Linked DNA regions of Homo sapiens: all the other regions are linked to region 1. A link is a contact called in ENCODE Hi-C or POLR2A ChIA-PET data. All regions are on one chromosome and are shown on one strand. The core of a region is the stretch at or near the end of the contact, and the rest is flanking DNA. Distances in the headings are between cores, read along the strand shown.

Evidence for each region. Hi-C counts contacts between places; a loop is a spot of excess contacts on that map. ChIA-PET counts read pairs that join two places held with the same protein, here RNA polymerase II (POLR2A). Pooled maps may share reads with other maps.
Region 2: a map of dorsolateral prefrontal cortex shows a loop between it and region 1 (2.9-fold over the local background). The contact joins two enhancer-like sites. A Hi-C loop is called at or near these places in 1 of 168 maps with a recorded cell type or tissue (dorsolateral prefrontal cortex), 4 of 37 single-sample maps with no recorded cell type and 11 of 50 pooled maps. POLR2A ChIA-PET finds 5 or more read pairs at or near these places in 1 of 52 experiments (naive thymus-derived CD4-positive, alpha-beta T cell).
Region 3: a pooled map shows a loop between it and region 1 (3-fold over the local background). The contact joins two enhancer-like sites. A Hi-C loop is called at or near these places in 5 of 37 single-sample maps with no recorded cell type and 12 of 50 pooled maps. POLR2A ChIA-PET finds 5 or more read pairs at or near these places in 1 of 52 experiments (activated CD8-positive, alpha-beta T cell).
Region 4: a loop to region 1 is called in a map of natural killer cell, with 5 times the contacts of the local background. The contact joins the promoter of SERTAD2 here to the enhancer-like site in region 1. A Hi-C loop is called at or near these places in 13 of 168 maps with a recorded cell type or tissue (B cell, CD4-positive, alpha-beta T cell, CD4-positive, alpha-beta memory T cell and 10 more), 16 of 37 single-sample maps with no recorded cell type and 23 of 50 pooled maps. POLR2A ChIA-PET finds 5 or more read pairs at or near these places in 8 of 52 experiments (A673, CD4-positive, alpha-beta T cell, CD4-positive, alpha-beta memory T cell and 5 more).

The regions. Positions count from the first base shown.
Region 1 is chr2:64,326,780-64,329,542 of GRCh38, reverse strand. No RefSeq gene overlaps it. Among named protein-coding and RNA genes, the nearest start is that of MIR4433A, 13 kb to the left of the region's middle. RefSeq lists an enhancer at 1,505-1,664. Within about 2 kb of position 1,447, at least 24 of the 41 ENCODE cell types and tissues checked have a DNase peak (open chromatin) inside an H3K27ac peak, as active enhancers do; they include B cell, CD4-positive, alpha-beta T cell, CD8-positive, alpha-beta T cell and 3 more, where a contact is called at or near this core.
Region 2 is chr2:63,887,588-63,890,350 of GRCh38, reverse strand. It overlaps UGP2 (UDP-glucose pyrophosphorylase 2), which reads right to left. Exons shown (of 10, transcript NM_006759.4): 8 at 2,707-2,763; 9 at 166-270. Among named protein-coding and RNA genes, the nearest start is that of UGP2, 47 kb to the right of the region's middle. RefSeq lists a silencer at 1,242-1,536. Within about 2 kb of position 1,375, at least 3 of the 41 ENCODE cell types and tissues checked have a DNase peak (open chromatin) inside an H3K27ac peak, as active enhancers do.
Region 3 is chr2:63,984,086-63,986,848 of GRCh38, reverse strand. The region is part of intron 1 of VPS54 (VPS54 subunit of GARP complex); the gene reads left to right. Among named protein-coding and RNA genes, the nearest start is that of VPS54, 34 kb to the left of the region's middle. Within about 2 kb of position 1,353, at least 2 of the 41 ENCODE cell types and tissues checked have a DNase peak (open chromatin) inside an H3K27ac peak, as active enhancers do.
Region 4 is chr2:64,652,482-64,655,244 of GRCh38, reverse strand. SERTAD2 (SERTA domain containing 2) reads left to right here and starts at 1,332. Exons shown (of 2, transcript NM_014755.3): 1 at 1,332-1,625. LOC124907776 reads right to left here and starts at 1,174. Exons shown (of 1, transcript XM_047446580.1): 1 at 22-1,174. The coding sequence starts at 965. The coding sequence ends at 534. RefSeq lists silencers at 699-1,518, 1,256-1,550, 1,659-1,988, 2,289-2,368.

The sequences.
Region 1 (2,763 bases), core at 198-2,697:
CTCTTACCTGTAAGCTAACAGATGAACAAGCGCTCGGTAAAGCCCTGTAAGGGTGTGAGGTACCATACAATGAAGGAACTATGGGCATGCAGGATTTAGCTGAGAGTGCCTTTACTCACTTCGTCCTTTCCCTACCTCTCCCTCTTCCCCAAAAGGAGTCTGTCTCCTATAAAAGGGGTCTTAATACAGACTCACACACACGCACACAGGGTCTTCAGTTCTTGTGGGCTTTTCATTTTTTTTTTCAGAGTTAAATCATCTTGGAAAACAGCTTTTCCAATAAAGACCCAGTGGCCAGGACTGCTGGATGCACTTTCTTTAAAGGTGGCGGGAAACGCAGAAGCAGGAAGGTCCAGGACGGCATCCATCCTGTGCAAGGAGAAGGTCCTAAAAGGCTATTTCCTCTGCTACCAACTAAGAAAGATGGACGTTTGTAGCTGGGCACGGAGGCTAATCATCCGTAATAGTCTGGCAGTGCTAATGCATTCAGGGGAGAGCAATTAATGCCTGTTGGGGAACATCAGGACAGAGCTTAGAGTCTTGCAGCCTCTGGCAAAACCAGTTTGAAAACCTCAGGCTCCATTTCTAGTTTAGGGTGTCTCCACCTGGCTTGGCAAACTCTGTGCCTCTGCAAGAGGGAAGAAATAGCTTCCTAAGTGAGGCTTGGGAGGAACAAAGGCCTCATTAGGATCAATCACTTATTCCAAGTACACATTCCCAAGAATCTCTATTGATGATCTCAGATACAAATGAAGTAGTAATTAAGGATGTAATGCAAATGATCTTCAGCTTAGTAACTCTCTGTAATTGAAATTTACTAAATTAAGTCTGAGATTTTTGAAACTAGGCCTTTAAAAAAAAATTCCCCGGTTATAATTACCCCTTCTCCTCCCTCCTACCCACCCTTCAGTAATGTAATTAGTTTAAAATAAGATCCGTGGTAGGGCTGATGATGCGCTGCCTACTGAAATGCTGGCCTCCTATCAGCAATCCCCAGGGAGTGAAGAGAACAGGGGCTCGCATCAGTCAGAAAGGCCACTGTCGTGTTACCAAATATAGGACAAGGAAACCGGACACAGAGCTTGTGATACCGACTGTGCTGGGCGGGAGAGATTTCTCAGCTCTCCCTTCTGTTTCTTTCCCCTCTGCCCACAGACCTGGGATAAGCTATGGACCATTCAGAGAAAGAAGGGAATAGACTGGAGTAGGAGAGGAATTGGAATGTTTAGGGGGTGCTGAGAAGGCCCCTGACAGGAGAGACAGAGGGCTTGGGCAGATCAGAAACCTGGCTGTTTTCTCAGAGGCCAGAGTGCTAAATCTCCATCAGTAATAGCCCTGCGACTCGTCCAAATCCTGTCCTCTGCCACCTGATAGGACCACCCCTGGCCTTAGCTCATTTCTCCTGATATGCCCCAGCAGAGGGCAATGCCCGCTAAGCTCAGCCTGCCCAGAACCCAAGAGGAGCCGTGTGGGCAGAGAAGGGGCCCCAGCAGGCGCTCCAGCCTCCCCGTTCTTTTCCCCAGTTTGGTTTTTGTCCCAAAGTGGGACAAAGAAAGAGGATTGAACATTGTCCTGGGTATGTTTGATCTTCTAGAAGAGCATATTGGCCTATTTCATTTAATTCAGATGAAAAGACCAGCTTGTCTTTGAGATCACACTCTAATTTCATCAGAGCTGTCATGTGAGAACAGAAGAGAAGCTACCCACAGCCTTCCTCCTTCCCTTCCCCACTCCTCCCCTCGCTCACCCCCACCCTCCCAGCCCACGGCTTCCTGAAACTGTTAGATCAACACAGAAACACCTGAAGCCCATTGACCCTCACAAGGCAAAAGCCAAAGGCTGCCAGGGCCATCTTAAGATGCCGCACGAGAACAGCAGCTCCCTGGCAGGCAGCACAGACCTGAAAGAAAATGCGTTCTCCCACTGGCCCCCAGCCTTTGAAAACTGCGTGTGCGCACGCGCCTGCTTTCTGTCATCCATTCACATCACCACTGTTAGAAACTTCCATAAATGCTCAACTGAAGCGCTTCTGTCAGAGACAAGCAGCAGAGTTGTTTCTGGAGAGCACAGCAGGTGTATGTTCCATTCGCAAATCAGATGGAAAACACAGACAATAGCAATCTTGTCTCTGAATAAGCCCTTGCTTAAAAGTTGCCCTTAGCTAATGTGGGCACGTTGACTGTTGGATCTTGGTGCCCAGTGTAGGGCCTGGCACGTGGTAGGTGCTTGATAAATATTAGCTGAGTGAATAAATGAATGACTCACTCTTCTTCAAAAACTTTCAGGAGCTTCTCAGTGGTATGGAAAAATGACATGATTCTAAAATCTGGTATTGGGGATCCTGCAATCAGATGCCTGCCTGCCTTGCCCGCCTGGTCCCATGTTGCCAGGCTGGAGTGCACTGGGCCGATCTCGGCTCACTGCAACCTCTGCCTCCCGGGTTCAAGCGATTCCCCTGCCTCAGCCTCCTGAGTAGCTGGGACTACAGGCACATGCCACCACACTTGGCTAATTTTTTGTATTTTAGTAGAGATGGGGTTTCACCACGTTAGCCAGGATGGTCGCGATCTCCTGACCTTGTGATCCGCCCGCCTCGGCTTCCCAAAGAGCTGGGATTACAGGCGTGAGCCACCACGCCTGGCCAAGACTCTGCCTTTCTAACAAGTTCCCAGACGATGCTGATGGTGCTGGCCCAGGACCACATCTTGCGCATATCACTCACCCTGCATCCCACCAGCTGGTCAAGGTCCTGCTCAGATGCTA
Region 2 (2,763 bases), core at 126-2,625, 440 kb after region 1:
GTGATCCTATTTTAAAGATTCTCATTTCAGTAAAATAATTACACTAGTAATTAAGGTGGCACTAAGACTAACAAGTATTCCTTAAAGTAAATGTAAATTTATGACTAGAAAATGAGACCTATATTGTAAGCTGTAAGAAATATAATTTTCATTGTAACAACATACCTTTAATGAAACATTTTTTCCAAATGTCACATCTCCTGAAACTGTGAGGTGATCCAATTCAAGCATATCTGGTATACTTTCAAATCTTCTTAGATAATCTTGAACCTTACAGAAAAGGAGAAACATAAAAATTTGTCTCAAATGGGTTCAAAGAAAGACAGGAAAAATATTAACAAGAAAGTTTAACTGAACTGTAGAAACCTTTTTTGGCAAAGCTCAGGTCCTCTGTGGGAAGCACCTACTTATTAAGCACTCATTATATGCTAAATGCCGTGCAGGAAAGACCAGGAGCTACAAACATTGTTTTTACACCAAGCAATTTACAAGATAGTTGAGCAGATCTAAGGGTTTTTTTTCTTTTTTTTTTTAAAGATAATCAACATGCCAAGAGCCAGATGAATAGTTCACACAATCTGAATTTAACTGAAAAAAAGAGATCATGCTTTGAAGCAGGCTAGACTGGAGCTGGACTTTAGTGGATAGGTCGGATTCTGAAAAATTAGAGCACATTTTAGGAAGAGCAACAGCACAAATTATTATGTTATCACCATCTTTGTCTTTTTATTTCCTTAGATTTACAAGCACTAGAGATTGTCCTATGTGACCCCGTTTCCTATTTTGCTGGGAAAATGGGAGCAATTAGAAAACTTCCACTTGTTTCCATCCACCACCACCACTACTTTGCCCCCATTGCCCATTACTCTGCCTTCCTAGTACTGGAATTGGACTGCTTCTATTCCTACTTAAAGCCAGCCTCTCCATTTGTTCATCAGATCCCTTCTTATGGCCTATCAAGTGTTGTTTCAGCAACTCTCCCTCTTCAGTCTTTTTTCCCTCCTGACTGCATTCCCATTAATGTATAAACATCCTCCCATTAAAAAAAAACAAAAACTCAAATCCTATATTCCTTTCTACCTATAGCCCCATTTCTCTGTTTCTCTTTAAGGCAAAACTCTTGAGTTTTCGATATTCATATCTCCAATTCCTCGTTTTTCATTCTCTTTTAAATCCATGCCTGTGAGGCTCCCAAACCTCCATACTGATAAATCTAATTCTCATCTTACTTGAATCAGCAGCAGCATTTGACACATGATCAATCCCACTTGAAATATTTTCTTCATTTGACTCTGAGGACACATGCATTCATAGTTTCTAATTCCCCATCTGCATTCTACACATCCACAGCAGGTGGCACCAAACCACACCTGCTGTGGACTAAAACAGACTTGGATGGCAGAGCAGGACCCCATAGGCCAACCACAAAGGCTCACAGTGTCACATTTCATTGATTAAATTTTTTGGATTTCACTTATCAGGCTAGGTTGGAGTTTTACAGCAGGTCCACAGATAGTGCTGTTTTGTTCAATGTTACTTTGTTATAACGCTGATGAGGGGAAAAAAAGGATTGCCAGCCAGGGCTACTGTCTGTGTGGAGTTTGCACGTTCTCCCCACATCTGTGTGGGTTTTCTCCAACTATTCTGGTTTCTTCCCACATCCCAAAGATGTGCATGTTAGGTGAACTGGTGTGTCTACATGGTCCCAGTATGAGTGTGGATATGTGTGAGTGTGCCCTGAGATGGGATGGCGGCCTGTGCAGGGTTGGCTCCTGCCTTGTGCCCTGAGCTGCCGGGATAAGCTCTGGTCACCAGTGAACCTGAACTGGAATAAGTGAGTCAAGAATTATCTTGTTTTTATTAATCAATGTATGTACAGCTCACATTTATTTCAGAGTTTAATATTAGAAGTGTTTTGTTTTTAAAATTTGGTGATATTTTTGTGACCAGAAATAAACTGTAGGAACTGAACTCTTGTTTATATCAATTAGCCTATGGCAAAATGTGTTACACATTGTTCTGCTTACTGTGGCAGTTTCCAAGAACATACTGATGACACTGAGGATGTACTGTACTTGCTATTCCACCTGTCTAGAACACTTTTTGCACTAGATACCGATTTGTCAGACTCAATCAACTCAATGAGGCTGCCTGTGGCCACTCAATGTAAAATTACACCATCAACACCACCCCGCCACCTCCCCAGGCATTCCCTATTCTCCACCCTTGCTTTGTTTCTCCATAGCATTTTCCACCACTTGGTATATCATACATTTACTTACTTATCATCCTTTCCCCACTAGAATGTCAATTCCGTGAAGACAAAGATTTAGTCTGTTTTGTTTACTGCTAAATCCCTAGAACCTAGAACACTGCCCAGTACATGATAGGCATTCAATAAGTATTTGTTAAGCCAGAATTAACCTTTTCCCACTGATGAAAGCAGTACTGGTCTTGGAAGAGACAGAAGATAAAATGCCCCAAAATTTAAAGATTATTTTCTACTCTCCATATGGCAATCATGTTTCAAATGTGAAGTAAAATATTTATCTTCTATGGTCAATTCCCTTTAAAAGGTATCAAAGACAGAGGAATACAACAGGTCAGTGGTAGAGACTGTAATTAGTCTCCAATTCACATGTATATCATATCTTTATAATTACACATTTAAGAAATATGAACTCACATATCTTTATAGTTACGTACCTTCGTAAAAGAACTGCCTAATTTAACCAAGGGCACTGTAGGAAATTCCCGCTTTTC
Region 3 (2,763 bases), core at 104-2,603, 340 kb after region 1:
TGGGTGTATTTATCATCAGAGGAATGCAAATCAGAAGTACAATGAGCTATCTCACCCCAGTTAAAATGGCATTTATCCAAAAGACAGGCATTAAGAAGTGCTTGCGAAGATGTGGAGAATAGGGAACCCTCATACGGTTAGTGGTAATGTAAATTAGTACAATCACCGTGGAGAGCAGTTTGGAGGTCCCTCGAAAAACTGAAAACGGAGCTGTATGATCCAGCATTCCCACTCCTAAGAATATACAATAAATGAAATCAGTATATTGAAGAGATATCCATATTTATTGCAGCAGTATTCACAATAGCCTCGATTTGGAACAGCTGAAATGTCCATCAACAGACGAATGAGTAAAGAAAATGTGGTACATATACACAATAGAGAACTATTCAGCCATAGAAAAGGATGAGATCTTGTCATTTGCAACAGATGGATGGAAGTGGAGGTCACTATGTAAGCCAGGCACAGAATGAGAAACTTCACATGTTCTCCCTTATTTGTGGGAGCTAAAAATGAAAATAATTGAAACTCGAGTGATGGTTACCAGAGGCCTGGAAGGATAAGTGTGGGGGAAGGGGGCCTGGAGGAGAAGGTAGTGGTGGTTAATAGGTACAGAAAAATAGAAAGAATGAATAAGACCTAGTATTTGCTTGCCTAACAGGGTGATTAGAGTAAAAAGTCATTTTTATTGTACATTTTAAAATAACTAAAAGTATAATTTGATAGTAACACAAAGGATAAATACCTACTGTGTACTCACAAAAATTGAAAAAGTTTCAAAAATGTTTTTTGCTGTTTTATTTGATTAATGAGAAAGTTAACATGGTCAATCTTAAATGTAGAATTGTCTTTATCACTTAGTACAGTGTTTCTGTGTTGTACAGTGTTTCTTACCCTTTAGATAAGTATGTGTATTATCCTTTAGATAAAGATACATGTTTATCTCTCTTAAATATGTGTAAACTTTTATACAGAAACAACCATACACTTAATGTGTGTGGATATAAATGACAGAGGCCTTTCAAAGACTCTTAATTTTCCCAAAATAGCATTTTCATCACAGAACTTTTGCCACCAAACCTCTGATGTCTCCTTATTGCATAGAGAACCAACTACAATTTAACTATACTGTGTGTGTGTGTGTGTGTGTGTGTGTGTGTGTGTGTGTATAATTTGTCACTTCTTCCCAGTGTAAACATTTCACTTAGGTCAGTTTCCACTATAGTCAGTTCCTTAGTCTTATGATTGATTATTCAGTGTTCATTATCTTTTGTTCATGTTATTGTAGGCTTTCTGTTTAAGCACCTTGAGGAAGTTGTTTATCTTTGTGTATTTTTAAAGCAGCTTGTTTCTTACTGTTTCAGTGAATGGTATATTTGGTTATGTTTCCTTTGCTTTGAAAGTACTGAGACAGATACATATTTTTAGTTTTCCAGCAAACTAGAGGGAAGTTAGAACAGATGAACTATTTGTCATGGGTTCTTGCCTCATATCTCTGCTCCTTATTTTTTATTTATTGTTTGTTTGTTTGAGACGGGGTCTCACCATGTTGCCCAGGCTGGAGTATAGTGGCGTGATCTTGGCTCACTGCAACCTCTGCCTCCTAGGCTCAAGCAATCCTCTCACCTCAGCCTTCTGAGTAACTGGACTACAGGCATGCACCACCACGCCCAGCTAATTTTTGTAATTTTTATAGATACGAGGTTTCATCATGTCGTTCAGGCTGGCCTTGAACTCCAGGACTCAAGTAATCCGCCTGCTTTGGCCTCCCAAAGTGCTGAGATTTACAAGCATGAGCCACTGTGCCAGCCTCTGCTCCCCATTTCCTACTCTTATTTATCTTTTTGCCAGATTTTCTAACTTGGCTTTTTGTTTTGTTTTGTTTTTTTAGACTTGTTAAACCTCATATTCTTTCTGGGCCTTTCTATTCTTCTCTGTTTTGAGAGAACTTAGACTAGGTGATCTCTAAACATTTCAGTAGTAAAACAATGCATGTTCTTTAGTGTCCAGTTTCAATATTGCTTCATTTATAAAGTCTTACCTGACCCTGTAGCCTGTATTATGTTGTCTTGCTCCACAAATTATTTCAGTATTTACTTTAAAATGTAGACATAGGTTAACTTGTGTTTTGCTTACATATATTTGTTTTAATTACTTAATACAGTTGCAAGCTCTTTGAAGAATGACACTTCCTTTTTAAAGAATTTAATTACTATTTATTTTTTAATCATTATATTACTATGTAGCAGTCACATCATAGTAATAATTACAATGACAGTAACCTCTGAATACTAACTCTGAGGCAGACATTATTTTAAATGCTTTACTTATTATGTCCATTCTCATAATTGGTAACAGGATGTTGATGAGATAAGATCTCGTTTCATCTCCATTTCACTGATGAGGAAAGACAGATACATAAAGGTTAAGTAAATTTCCTCACCACTAGTGAGTAAACATAGATGGACCTAAGCAGGGATACTTCAAAACCCATGCACTTATCTGTTTTGCTATAATGCATAACTACTGTGTACTTGCTGAATGAATAGAGTGTTTTTAATCTTTAATATATGTTGGGTACAACCTTGGTATTTTTTGTACTTTGAATAAAATATTAAGGGTGTTTCACTTTTTTAAAAATGGGGACAAATAACTATCTTAGTAAACTAAATATTGTGATCAATTTTCCCAATTAAGAGCAAATATTCAAATTGCCTACTTTGAGGTATTTTGAAAAATTCTTTTGCTTTTGAAAGAAAATTT
Region 4 (2,763 bases), core at 83-2,582, 330 kb before region 1:
GATAAAACAAGAAGCGTTGTCTCCTCTATCAACATTTCAGCACAAGTTTAATTTCGATGAGATCATCAATTTGATTGATAACAAATCATTACAGAACAGTTTAAACAAGTCTAAATTTCTCTTGATGTTAACGACTTACAATCGCCTTTATGTTAGGTCTTAAAGCTTTATTATTCTTAAATACAACTAGTATAGTGGACCATTAAACTCCAAAGTGATCTGAAATGATATTGATTGGGGTGGCAGCCAAAATTTTAAGGTGCCTGCCTGCATTGCCTTTTACATCTTGACGCTGAATGCACGTGTAATTTTTAAAATAATCATTAATTTTCCAGTGGAACCATCTATCTGGCCTCTTTCCCTAGTGCTCTTAAATTCTCACCATTTGGGCATACACACATTCTCTTCCAACTAGTATAAATTTCCCTGGTAAATTTAAGTAGTTCCAAGCATAAGCTTACTCCACGGGAGGGAAAGGCTATCAATGTGAAACTTGTGGGCAGAGGACTGCGCCTCCGACCTGGCTGCGTCTCCTAGCTTGGCTTCCCTCCTGCCGGGTCTGCACCGAGCCCCGGCCGGCCCCGAAGGATGCAACTCGTTCGGTCCGGCTCCCAAAGTGCCGTGGACTTGGTGACCCACTTCTCGTGTCGGGCTGAGGCCACGCGGGCAAGGGACTTTTTCTGTCCCCGGCTCACGGCTGGAGCCCCCATCCTGCCGTTCGGACCAGTGCGGGCCTCGGAGGAGTGTCCCGCAGCGGACCCCCGCCCAGGAACCCCTGCAGGCAGCGAGACGGGCGCCCGGGCCAGCTCTCTGCCCCTCGCCCCCCGCGGGGACCCTGCCCGCCCCGCTGACCGGCCCCACGTTGCCAAATAGCTCAAATGCTTGTCATATTTGCGGTCGCGCGGCTCCGCGGGCTGTGCACGCGCTGCACTCGCCGCCGCCTTTGTCACCAGCCGCTTCGTCATTCGCCTGAGCACTTCTAGAGTGTGTAGGGGGCGTTACTAGTGGCAGTGGTGGTCCTCGGGCCGGAGTGTCTCCTTCTGTCTCCCCTCCTCTTTCAGCCCGTCCTTACGAGAAAATCAGGGGCGCGCCGGCCCGGCAGGGAGCTGGGGGCGGCGCTGCCACCAGGCGCCCACTGCGCCCCGCCGCCCCTTCCTGCTCCTCCTGCGGCCGCGGCCGGCCGCGGCCGGCCCCGGCCTTTATCGCGCCTCCCGGGACCGCCGGGGAGAGGCGGGCCGGGGCGGGGCCGGCGGGGGCGGGGTCGGGCGGCCAGGGGCGGGGCCTGCGGCGCCGGGGCCCGGAGCTCGCGGGAGGCTCGCGGGCCGCACGTCACTCCTGCACGGCGAGTGCTGGAGCACGACGTACCGCTCGCTCGGTCAGGGCGCCCCCTCCGCCCGCCTCCTGCTTCCTCCTCCGCTGCCTGCCGCCGCCGCCTCCACCATTGTATAATGCTCGGGGCGCGCAGGCAGAGAACGGCGGAGTCTTAGCTTCAGCCTCGCCTGCTGCCCGCTCCCCGGCGCCACCCTCGGGCCCCTGGAGCGGGGCACTCCGCATGGAGCGGGAGTAGCTGAGGAGTGGGCGGAAACCCCTCCTGATGCGTTAGTTCCCAGGTGGAGCTGCATGTGGTAAGTTCTCCCGGCGTCGGGCTGGAGGGGATCCGCGGGCGCGGGGGGCTCCGGGTGGATGGGGGGCCGGTGTTGGGACTCGGCCAGGGCTGGGAGAGCCCGGAGGGCGGAGGAGGGGCCGGGCGCCGCCGCGGGAGGGAGCCGGGGACGGAGCAGGTACGGGAGGAGCGCTCCCTCCCGCGGCCCCGGTCCGGGCCCCGCGCTCTCGGACCCCCGGCGCCTGCGGGCTGAGCCGCTGGGGGGCAGGGCCGGGGTCAGGAGGGGGTCGGGAGCTCGGAGAGCCGAGCGGCGGGCGGGGGCGCCTGGAGCTGTCGCCTCTACAGCTGGGATGTGTGTGCGCGTTGTGGCGGTTGTGTTGTTGTGAACGTGCGAGACTTTTTTTAAGGCTCGGATTGCTGGCGCGAAGGCTGCTTCACTTTTGAGTTCCGTGGCCGGGTTTGCATCCAACTTACTGTAGTGCGTTTTTGTGAATTTCCCGGTGTTTTTTTTAATAATGTTGAAAACCTTCCTCTCCACCCTCTTTTCTTTCGTCCATGCCCAAATGAATTGATTTGGGATCTACATGTATATTAAACTTAACGTCTCGTTGGTTTTTAAGTTAGAAATCTACAAGTCATCTTCGTGGTAACCGCCTATGACTGAAAGGGAGGGGGCTGAGGGGAGCCAGCTGTCCCAAGCCCTAGACTTTGTACCAGTAAGAGAGGGGGTGTCGTCACAGGGCCACTACATGGACAGAAAATCGTATTTTGTTTTGTTTTCTTGGCTATAAGTTACCTTTAGCAGAAGTGGTAGTAATAGATTGCGATGGGAGTCGAGTTTTAGGTTTAGTTTCTAAGTTTCACGAAAATATCAGGTATAGTTTGCATTGGAATAACTTTTTGCTTGCAAGCCGAGTCGTTTCAGGAGGTAGAAAGTAAGTTTTCACAGACACTGAATGGGGAGGACAGTCAGCAGAGTGAGACAGCCAGCCTCAGACCACAGCAGTTTTTATTTGAATCGAATTGGGCAGCCTCAGTTGGGCTTAGGGTAGAGAGTACATGTTTTCAAGCTTTGTTCATGAAATACGCTTTTTGATTTCCCAATGTATGTTAAGAAATATCCATAATGTGTGTAAAGAGGCTAGAAGTTGTAGTCACCA